Linked DNA regions of Homo sapiens: region 1 is linked to region 2. Evidence: chromatin loops called from intact Hi-C (ENCODE). Cell type or tissue: tibial artery. All regions are shown on one strand. Each heading gives the region's core, and the rest is flanking DNA. Links, peaks and the distances in the headings are about the cores only.

Region 1 (5,267 bases), core at 268-5,267, 290 kb before region 2:
TAGGCTAATTTTTGTATTTTTAGTGGAGATGGGGTTTCGCCATGTTGCCCAGGCTGATCTCAAACTCCTGGGCCCAAGCGACCCACCCCCTTGGCCTCCCAAAGTGCTAGGATTACAGGTGTGAGCCACACTGCATCCAGCCTGTGTTTTCTTATAATAGGAAACAAATAGCAAGGAAATACATGCAGGAGATGAAGTAAAAGCAGTGTTAGGTAAAGATGGGTACTGAATGATTGCTTTTATGTTAACATAAGAAAGCTGAGGGTTAAATTAATGAAACATTTGGTGGAAGGTAATTATAGCAACTCTGATACTAACTTTATTTTAAATGTTTTGCGTGTATTTGTACTGGCACCAGGTTTTCTCAGCACCCTGTTGTTTCCATTTTCTTTGATAAATATCCTCTTGTGGTTTCTAAATCCTGTCTCTGCAAGAAATATTACATAGTTAATGTTTGCATTATTGAAAGAAAATAAGAGTATAATGATGAGGTAATATGGCAAAGGGCATGCTGGTGTTCAGTGTCACTCAGCTGCTTCTTGAATTTCCACAGAGCAGATGATTCAAATCCAGGTATGTTTTCTGAAATATATACAGATAGAATTAATAATCACTAATCCAGTATAAAACATCTGCTAAATGCCTTTTGAGCCATATTCCAGGAAGTACAGATTCGGACTTTTTCCATATATAGTCCACTCATTTCACCTCTATAGTAAAGCTGGATATTGGTATCTGTACACTCTGGCAAAACTCTCAGATTTTAGTTGTGAGCAAGAGTTATAGAGTGGCATTAGAAAGCATGGTTAGTGCTAATCATGCTATGTAGTAATTTGGCAAGTAGTCTTCTAAAAAAAAATTTTAAAAAGCATACTTATATGCTTGAAATAGTTCTGGAGCCTCAATTTAATGGTTAAACCTCAAGCATTCTTGCAAGGTTAAAGTATTATTTGAGCCCAAAATAGCTTAAGTACATATGGAGCTGTACCCAGATGAAGCAAATGGTTTTGTTACTTATTCATTTATTTATTTTTTATTCAGTTGTACCTTAAGTAGATCTGGTAGTTTGTAACTCTTCATAATTTAAAAGTGACTTTTATATAAGCATTGCATTTCTAACTATCTTAATCATAATGAAAAATACTGTGCTTAATGTATTTAGTAGCTTTTAGTGGAGAAACAATTCCTTATCAAGTCAGATGTGGATTAACATCCACAGGAAAAGCAGTCTGTTCTCTGCAATGCTTTATACCATGTTTACACTAAATTCATAATGTTTCTTTTTTGCATTCTTTTAAGTTAGATAAATTGAATTTGGTACAGTTTATCATTAATTGCCTAGATGGTAGTAAAACAGGTGGTCTTTTTTGAAGCAGTCCTCAAAGTACTTAGGTCTGTTGATTACTTAAAGTAGCTAAAATGGAAATACATTGCTGGAAAAGAAAGTTAATTCCTTAGCCTTAATAAAACCTTTTTATATTTACTGACCTTTAATATGAAATCAGATACCTTTCCTTAGCTGGTTTAAATCTAGGTCCTCTTTTGGACTATTGTTTCAGGTTGAATTTCCCTGAAAGCAGACACTCTGAAATGGAAATTTGAGCACAGCGAATTTACTAGGGAGGCCTCTTGGGACCAATGCCATGTAAAGGAAGAAAGCCAGATTTCCATGGGAGAAGTTGGACTGTGATACAGTTTCAGTAACCCACACGGAGAGCTCTGAAGCTGGGATGGTCCCTCAGAGTTGTCTCAAGCTGGGGTGAGAGGAGCTGGACGTTTATATCCCCAATCATTAGATGCAAGCTGCCCCAGGAAGGAGTATGATCTTGGGCCGAAGTGACTCCTTTTTGCTAGGTAATTCCCAAAGACGGCTGACAGCTGAGGGCTGTCTGCCAGCAGTACTCCAATAGCTAGGAAAATAAGCCCTTCAGTTATGATGTGGGATCTGGATGAGGAATATAGCATCTACTACAGTTATATTTATTCATTCATTTGACACATTTATTGACCACCTACTGTGTGCCAGATTTCCAGGCACCAAGGGTGCAAAGTTGGGCAGGAGGTGAAACCTGTCGTTAAAGAATTCAGAGTAGAGTAGAAGGATTAAATATACTTTCTTATTTTCTCAGTTACTACCATCCCCTTTGGGATGTTACTTCCCACCTCATTTCCAGTGGTCCATTATCACCCTGCCTCAATGCAAAGAACTCTTTTAGATGTTTCTCACAGCTTCTTTGTGTAATACTAGTACAGCAATGAGAAGGAGAAGGGGAAGGGAAAATTTAATCCAGTTTCAAATTATAGTTACTTTCACAGAAGTAACTGTAGAAAAGCTTCCATGTTCAGCCTTGCTTTCTCCACCTAGTCCTTGTTCCTCACTCTGCTTTGGTTTTTCAGCATATACAAGAGAGAACTAAGACAGGAAACCCCTCTTAATTCCATGGACACACCCCAGTGCCTCGACTTTTAAAAAATCACCCTTCAGACACTTCTAAGTTTCTTGCCTTCCTCTCCCCTATCACCTCTATTTCCATCCTTGTCCTAAGGGATTGTATGAACATGCTTTTGGAGTTTGTAGTCTGGGGTTTGGGATGGGAGGGGTACAGGAGAGCGGGCAGTGTTTAGTCTCACATCCTGGTGGGTGAGAAGATTAGAGTCATGGCTGGTGAAAGTAAGTCCCAGTTTTCTAGTTCCTGGAATTTTGGTGGGAATTATTTCTCCCAAGATCTTCCCAACCTAGAACTCTGGATATATATTTCAATGAATTCTTTGTGCTAAATGCTGATGGTTATATAACACAAATTAGGTATATATTTTGGCTATATTTAAATAAACTGGCTTGAGAATCTTAAAACTTGTTTTTATGGGAAAATACATTGCTATTTCTAAACATTTGACTTACAGAAAACAAACTGAGAATATATGCGTTCTTGGTCAGGATTTATTTACTTTAGCTTCTTTTTTCTTAAGCAAGGCTTAAACTAATTTTTTTCCAGAGAGAGCAGAAAAAAAAAATCCAACATATAGATGTTGTAAAAACCATTTATACACAAATATAATGCAGTAACTTTCTTTTTGGTGGATTTTACAAGTAGAGTTTGGAGCCTTTGTGCCAGTAGGTGGGTGGGTGGGTGGTTGAAAGCAAACATGTATTGAGTACCTAAATTGGCCAGCCCCTTTTACTTAATGAACAATTGGCTGTTCACAGATGAGGAAAACTAGACTTAGAAATGTCTAATTGTTTACTCTCAACTCCACAAGTTAATTAGTGGAATAGCAAGGATTTGATCCTAGTTTCTTGGCTTTCTAGGAGAGGTTTTTAAACAGTGAACTTGATTGCAACCGCAAATTCCATCATCACTTTGAGGGCTTCCTGGCTCACTGTAAAGATGTTTCCTCCAAGAAGACAGTACTATAACACAGATGCACTGCTTCAGCTATGTTCTACATTATAAGTTCCTTGAGTTTCAGGACATTTATCGTGCTTTATGACTGAAAATGTAGATGTTCCATACAGTGTTTGGGCTTAGCTCCATGGTAGCATTCAGGAACTGGACTCCTTCCATAAAAGTGATGGTGCTGTCTTAAGTGTGTGGCTTCTAAGTCTTCCATGAAAGGAAACAAGAGCATGAAATTTATTTTTTGTCTGCATTTTCAATATTTTTATATACCCTGATGGCAAAGCAACATCTAACATACTAGTGCCGAGTACTTAGAGCATGCCCATTAATGAGGAAAAGAGTAATGAAAGGAGCAATATATCTTTCCTGGCCTTGCAAGTTGATTCCTATGTATAGAGAAGAAAATAATTTATCCTAAGTGTTTTTTCAAGTGAAATTTTTAAGTATAGCTAACTATATTTTATATGTAAGAAACTGAGTAAGCTAATTGACTAGTCATATTTCCTATTTGTATAGTTGGTTGAATCACATCTGTTAAGTGTGTATGCCTTCTACTACAAAAGAAACCAGTTTATTCATTGACTTATTAAATATTCACTTTCTGACGATGGGAATCTAGTGGGAGAATAGGTACTTGAATAGGTTGTGTTTAGATGTAAAATTTTATGAGTTTACTATCTTGATTTCCTTCTAAATAATCAAAAATTAAATTTGGTTTTATATGAATAATATTTTATTAAATTCTGATATTTGAATATTGATACTTTTCAAAGAATGCTGTGCATGTATAATACATGCATATATTTATATGTATTCTACAAAATACAGTTTTAAATATAAATATGGTTTTTCTGACTCTATTGGAGACAATGAAAAACTTCCTTGAAATGGTTTGCTAGGATTGGTTTTATTTATAACCCATGATTTAAACAAACTGATTCGATTAAGATGTAAGAGTGTTCATGTTACTTGTTTTTGTGTATTTTAAAAATTTATGTTATGATCCGGAACAGTGACTAATGAATAAAACTCTATTTTAAATATTTAGATTTCCTATGTAAATTAGGCTCTATTTTAAGTTCTATGGAAACATATCTTGATAGATAAATTGCTGAGTATTAGTTCTCTCATTTTCTCTGCACTTCAAAAGTCCTTTGTTCTTCAACTATTTGGCATACATGCATAAACTTTTCCTTTAGTAACTACTTTTTTATTTTTGAAATTTTCAAGAAGTACAATTTACATGAACTGTACAAAACACAGGTGATAACTTTGATAGCACTCAAAATTTCAGAAGAAATGTCCCAATCTGCTTTAAGAAGGACTTGTAGTCACTGATAAATTTATAAATCTGGTTTGTAAACTTAGAAAGTCAGAAATAATATACAATTTTAAAACAGAATCTTTTATTGGATTAAATAGATCTTTTCATGACATTCATGAAAATGTTTTATTGAAATTCTAGTATTTATTCCTAGCCTAGGTCATTATGAAGTTTTAATTTGATTATCATTTTGATGCTTAATTTCGAATCTGGACACATACAACTTTGTTTTTTTTGTTTTTTTTGTTTTGTTTTGTTTTGTTTTTGAGAGAAGTCTCACTCTTGTCCCCCAGGCTTGAGTGTGATGGCTTGATCTCGGCTCACTGCAACCTCCACTACCCAGGTTCAAACAATTCTCCTGCCTCTGCCTCCCAAGTAGCTGGGATTAAGGCGCCTGCTACCACGCCTGGCTAATTTTTATATTTTTTAGTACAGACAGGGTTTCACCATGTTGGCCAGGTTGGTCTCAAACTCCTGACCTCAGGTGATCCGCACGCCTCGGCCTCCCAAAGTGCTGGAATTACAGGCATGAGCCACCGCAC
Region 2 (5,512 bases), core at 175-5,174:
ATTCTCCTGGCTCACCCTCCCAAGTAGCTGGGATTACAGGCACCCGCCACCACGCCCAGCTAATTTTTGCATTTTTGGTAGAGACAGGATTTCACCATGTTGGCCAGGCTGGTCTCAAGCTCCTGACCTCAGGTGATCCACCCGCCTCAGCCTCCCAAAGTGCTGGGATTACAGGCGTGAGCCACTGCGCCCAGCCGACAATTCCTTTTCTAATAAAACTTTAGGTTTGAAGTAGCTATGATGTCTCTTGAAATTCTCTACAGGTTTTTTGTTTGTTTTTGTTTTGTTTTGTTTTGTTTTGTTTTTTGAGACGAAGTCTTGCTCTTGTGTCGCCCAGGCTGAAGCACAGTGGCGCAATCTTGGCACATTGCAACCTCCACCTCCTTGATTCAAGTGATTCTCCTGCCTCAGCCTCCTGAGTAGCTGGGATTACAGGCACCCGCCACCATGCCCAACTAATTTTTGTACTTTTAGTAGAGACAGGGTTTCACCATGTTGGCCAGGCTGCTCTCGAACTTCTGACCTCAGGTGATCCACCTGCCTCGGCCTCCCAAAGTGCTGGAATTACAGGCATGAGCCACCGCACCCAGCCAGAATTCTCTGCAGTTTTTAAGTGATTCCCTACGGGCTTCTAGCTGGACACTGGACACAGCCTGATTTTATATAAGGTCTTTGTCGTAATATTGACAATAGGGTTTACCACGCTAAATCAGTGGTTTTCAAAAACTTTAGCATATTTTAGCAATAGTTGTCAAGCTTTTCTCAAGCAAAATCATACTGAAACCAAAACTATTCTGGAGTATAGGAGTAGGCATACACAACCCAGAATCCTGTCCCCTAGGCCTCTCCCTCAGCTCCTGAGGTTGTCCCCAAACAGCTCCAAAAACACAGTAATTTGCAGATATCTGCACTCCATAGGTCAAAAGTCTGTGGTTAATAAAGTACTATAAAAACACCTACACACCATGATGCAGATCAAGTAGGATGGGATACATGGGTTCTGCCCAGTGTACTGGCACCTCAGAATCATCTCATCCCTCTAATTCTGTTTCTCTGTTGCAGACCACTGATTAGGATCCAGTGTTACTCTCCACCCATCCTTCTAAACAGATGCCTCAAATTGTTTTTGCCTCTCAGCCCCCACCTTGAACATGGCTTTGATTCCACTTTTCAACATCCAACTTCAGTAGCAACTCCAAGTCCTGCCTGGACCTACCAGACAACAGCCCTGTAATCAAGAGATATCATGCACGGGCCAAGCACAGTGGCTCACACCTGTAATCTGAGGCTGAGGCAGGTGGATTGCCTGAGGTCAGGAGTTCGAGACCAGCCTGGCCAACATGGTGAAACCCCGTTTTTACTAAAACACAAAAAATTATATTTTAGTGGCGTGGCAGCATGCATCTGTAATCCCAGCTACTTGGGAGGCTGAGACAGGAGAATCACTTGAACCCGGGAGGTGGAGGTTGCAGTGAGCCAAGATCGCGCCATTGCACTCCAGCCTGGGCAGCAGAGCAAGACTCCGTCTGGAAAAAAAAAAAAAAAAAAGAGAGAGAGTTATCACACATGGTTCCACACATATCTAATTTGTGTTAGTATTTCTCTCTTCATGTGCCTTTTGCTCTGTTAGCCTCTCTTAAACATTTATCTTTGTTCTAAAGTCTTCATGTCCTAAATTACTTCCTTGCCCTCTTTACAGGATCAAAACTAGCTGCTGGTACCAGTTTTCAGTAACAATGAGATCTGTCTTTTAAGTTGGATGTCAATAATATTTTGGTCATGTCATTACGAGCATGATTCCCTGTAACCTAATCTGAGAAGGCAGACAGCAGAGAGAATGGGCGGTGGAATGGAACACAGAAGGAAGCAGATTAGAAAGGAAAGAAAACATCCTCTTGTAAAGCTTTCCATAATTCTATTTTCATCTTTATAAAGATGCACGAGAGGAGAAGGAGGAGAAAGAGGAAAGGGGGAAAACTTAATGGAAAGATTTTATAAGAGAAGGAACAAATGCCTTTGTAAATACTTTCTGGAAATTTGGGAAGGTTACTATGAATGTGGCTTTGCATGCGTCTGTGTATGTGTGTGGCTATTCCTTCACTTTTCTCGGTGCCCCCAACAACAAAAACAGTCTGACCTCACACCTCCCATAAATATAAAATCTACTTGGAAAATTCCATCGAAGTTTAAAATATATATTTGCGTATTCTTGATTACTAATAATTACCAGCTGATCATCCAATTCAAAAAGTTGTTCCAGGTAAGTTTCAGACAATCTTCGAATGTTTGGTTTCATTGATGGAGTAATGCACATATCCCTTTAATAACATCATAAAATACAGTCAAAATTAATTTCATTAATTAGTTAGTTCCGTAATTAAATCAGTGATTCTTGTAGGTGGAATGAAAGGGAGGAGAAGGAAAACACATTTCCCCTTAGGAGAAGCAGATCAGAATCACCTGGAGGACTTTTTCAAACTACTCTCGCAAGATTTTGCTGTGTCCCCCAAAGGAGGATATGCCTCCCTTTCCTCTTTCCCAACTTGAAATAAACCGGCCCTATGAACACGTTACTGATAAGAATACACCGTATTTCTCAGGTTGAGATCTAGTGGGCAAATTATTCAGGTTTGCGTCTTTGAAACTGAAAAGCCTGTGGAGGGATTCCTTAACAATCTTGAGATTGGAAGCATTCATTGGCAAGACCTTATTTTGTTACTATGCAATAAAAGTTTTCCTTCAAAATAAAATATTTCCCTATCAAAAATCAAAACAATACTTACCAAAGAAGATTCTGAAGACCACTTTTGATTATAACCATGATCATTCCCTCTAAATACCTCAGCGGATCCTCAGGACATGTAACAAGTATACCACATAACAGTGCCTAGGGGAAAAAAGGGAAATGGCATCAATGTTTCTGAATTTTCACGTTTTTACTAAGCAGCACGTAACTTTTTATTGTTCAATTTGTTTTGGGTTTTTTTGGTTTTTAATTATTTATTTCCATAGGTTTTTGGGGAACAGGTGGTGTTTGGTTACATGAGTAAGTTCTTTAGCGGTGATTTGTGAGATTTTGGTGCACCCATCACCTGAGCAGTGTACACTGAACCCAATTTGTAGTCTTTCATCCCTCAAACCCCTCCCACTCTTTCCCCCAAGTCCCCAAAGTCCATTGTATCATTCTATGTCTTTGCATCCTCATAGTTTAGCTCCCATTTATGAGTGAGAACGTATAATGTTTGGTTTTCCATTCCTGAGTTACTTCACTTAGAATAATGGTCTCCAGTTCCATCCAGGTTGCTGTGAATGCCATTAATTAGTTCCTTTTCATGGCTGAGTCATATTGCATCATATATATATGATGTGATATATATATCTCACAATTTCTTTATTCAATCATTGATTGATGGACACTTGGGCTGGTTCCATATTTTTGCAATTGTGAATTGTGCTGTTATAGATGTGTGTGCAAGTATCTTTTTCATATAATAACTTATTTTCCTCTGGGTAGATACCCAATAGTGGGATTGTTATCCCACTACTGATCAAATGGTAGTTCTACGTTTAGTTCTTTAAGGACTCTCCACACTGTTTACTAGTTTACTTTTTTTTTGAGCAGAGTCTTGCTCTTGTCGCCCAGGTTGGAGTGCAATGGTGCTATCTCGGCTCACTGCAACCTCCACCTCCTGGGTTCAAGCGATTCTTCTGTCTCAGCCTCCTGAGTAGTTGGGATTAAGGCATCCACCACCACGCCTAGCTAATTTTTCTATTTGTAGTAGAGACAGGGTTTCACCATGTTGGCCAAGCTGGTCTTGAACTCCTGACCTCAGGTGATCCGCCTGCCTCAGCCTCTGAAAGTGCTGGGATTACAGGCATGATCCACCATGCCCAGCCTAGTTTACATTTTCACCAGCAGTGTAGAAGTGTTCCCTTTTCACTGCATCCACGCCAACATCTATTTTTTTTTTTTATTTTTTGATTATGGCCATTCTTGCAGGAGTAAGGTGGTATCACATTGTGGTTTTGATTTGCATTTCCCTGATCATTAGTGATGTTGAGCATTTTTTCATGTTTGTTGGCCATCTGTATATCTTCTTTTGAGGACTGTGTATCCATGTCCTTAGCCCACTTTTTGATGGGATTGCTTTTTTCTTGCTAATTTGTTTGAGTTCTTTATAGATTCTGGATATTAGTCCTTTGTTGGATGTATAGATTTTCGCCTACTCTGTGGGTTGTCTGTTTACTCTAGCAGCAGCAAACTTTTTCTTATACAGTTAAAAAGTCAAATAATGTGACAGTTTTAAAGTAAATGTGTTTTTACATACCCCTCTGTATTTATTCAGTGTTAATATTCTGCTAAAGTAAAACAAAAATGCAGTTTATCTTGCCTCTTTCTAAAAATCCATCATAAACAATACAATAAAGTCACTGTACCGTGAGGGTTTGCATTACTTGAGGAGTAAGTTCTTTATAGCCAATCTGAAGACATAACTATGATGCTTTACATCAGGGTTTTCTAGCCTTTTAAAGTATGAGAAACTCATTGGGGTTGGGGGGGGTTGTTTTGTTCTGTTGTTTTGTTTTGTTTTGTTTTTGTTTTGCCAAAAAGTTCCTTAGACCCAACCATAAAAGAGATTGAGAAAATCCACCATTAAAATGTGTGAATTTAAGAACTCTTAAAAACACATTTGTATTTTATCATTCACAACATCTACCGAGTATATACATTTGAAAAATTGTAGCTTAGTACACATAGGTGGGAAACAATGGACTTGCTGGATCTAAGATACTGTTTAAAGCACATATGTGGAACTCGTAAAGTTGCTGCTGTCTCATTTTCCTTATGAGGTCCCCCCAAAAGAAGAAACTTCTTGTTAAAAGTGTCTGCAAGATATACAGAATTACTGATGTTTTCTCCATTTGAGACAGATGAAAAGGTCTGCAGCACACTTCCCACAGAAACCACCTGGAATTCTCCATCGGCATTTCTCTTTCCCTTTGTGGTTCACTGTTTTCTGGTGGGGTCTAGTGTGCATGTTGGGGGTGGTCGGGATGCTTCAGACCCACTCCTGCTGGCTTCTTCTCTTGATCCTCTATTTCCAGAATAAAATAATTCCATCACTTGAGTTACACAGAGCAGTTCTCCCTACCTCCATAGGCCAAGTGTCAGCAGATCTAGGCCTGGGGTCTTTTCTTAGACTCTCAGCAATTCTCATACTGTTCCTCCAAAACTAAAAAGGGTAATTTCTCCTAATTGGACCCTGCATAATAACAATCTCCCCCTTTGCAATGGCTCCATGCTCCTCTTCTTAGTGTACAGCCTTCAAGCAGGAAGCTCAGTCCTTTAGAGAATGGCAGAAAGGTAAGATTTAGATCCCTCTCCCTCTCCAGCTCTGCCTTCAGACCAAGCCCATAGTAACTGCTTACAAGTGCTCAGCCACCTGCAGACTGACTTCCTTTTCCCCCAAACCAAGAGACTATAGTTGCACAGGAGATTAGTGGTCTCACC

What was found. A loop is a pair of places that touch in the nucleus more often than their neighbours do. Peaks named below come from ENCODE experiments on the same cell type or tissue, not always from the same donor. Only the 100,000 strongest peaks of a DNase experiment are listed, where the experiment ranks them.
Region 1: a loop joins it to region 2, with 9 times the contacts of the local background. A loop is called at or near these places in 50 of 110 quality-filtered maps.

Annotation. Positions count from the first base shown.
Region 1 is chr7:102,761,823-102,767,089 of GRCh38, forward strand. The region is part of intron 4 of FAM185A (family with sequence similarity 185 member A); the gene reads left to right. Among named protein-coding and RNA genes, the nearest start is that of FAM185A, 15 kb to the left of the region's middle. In tibial artery, for the core only: no CTCF peak of the experiment used is centred there; no DNase peak of the experiment used is centred there; H3K27ac peaks cover 1,387 bases.
Region 2 is chr7:103,052,861-103,058,372 of GRCh38, forward strand. FBXL13 (F-box and leucine rich repeat protein 13) reads right to left here. Exons shown (of 21, transcript NM_001394494.2): 2 at 2,784-2,887; 3 at 2,228-2,318. Among named protein-coding and RNA genes, the nearest start is that of FBXL13, 19 kb to the right of the region's middle. In tibial artery, for the core only: no CTCF peak of the experiment used is centred there; no DNase peak of the experiment used is centred there.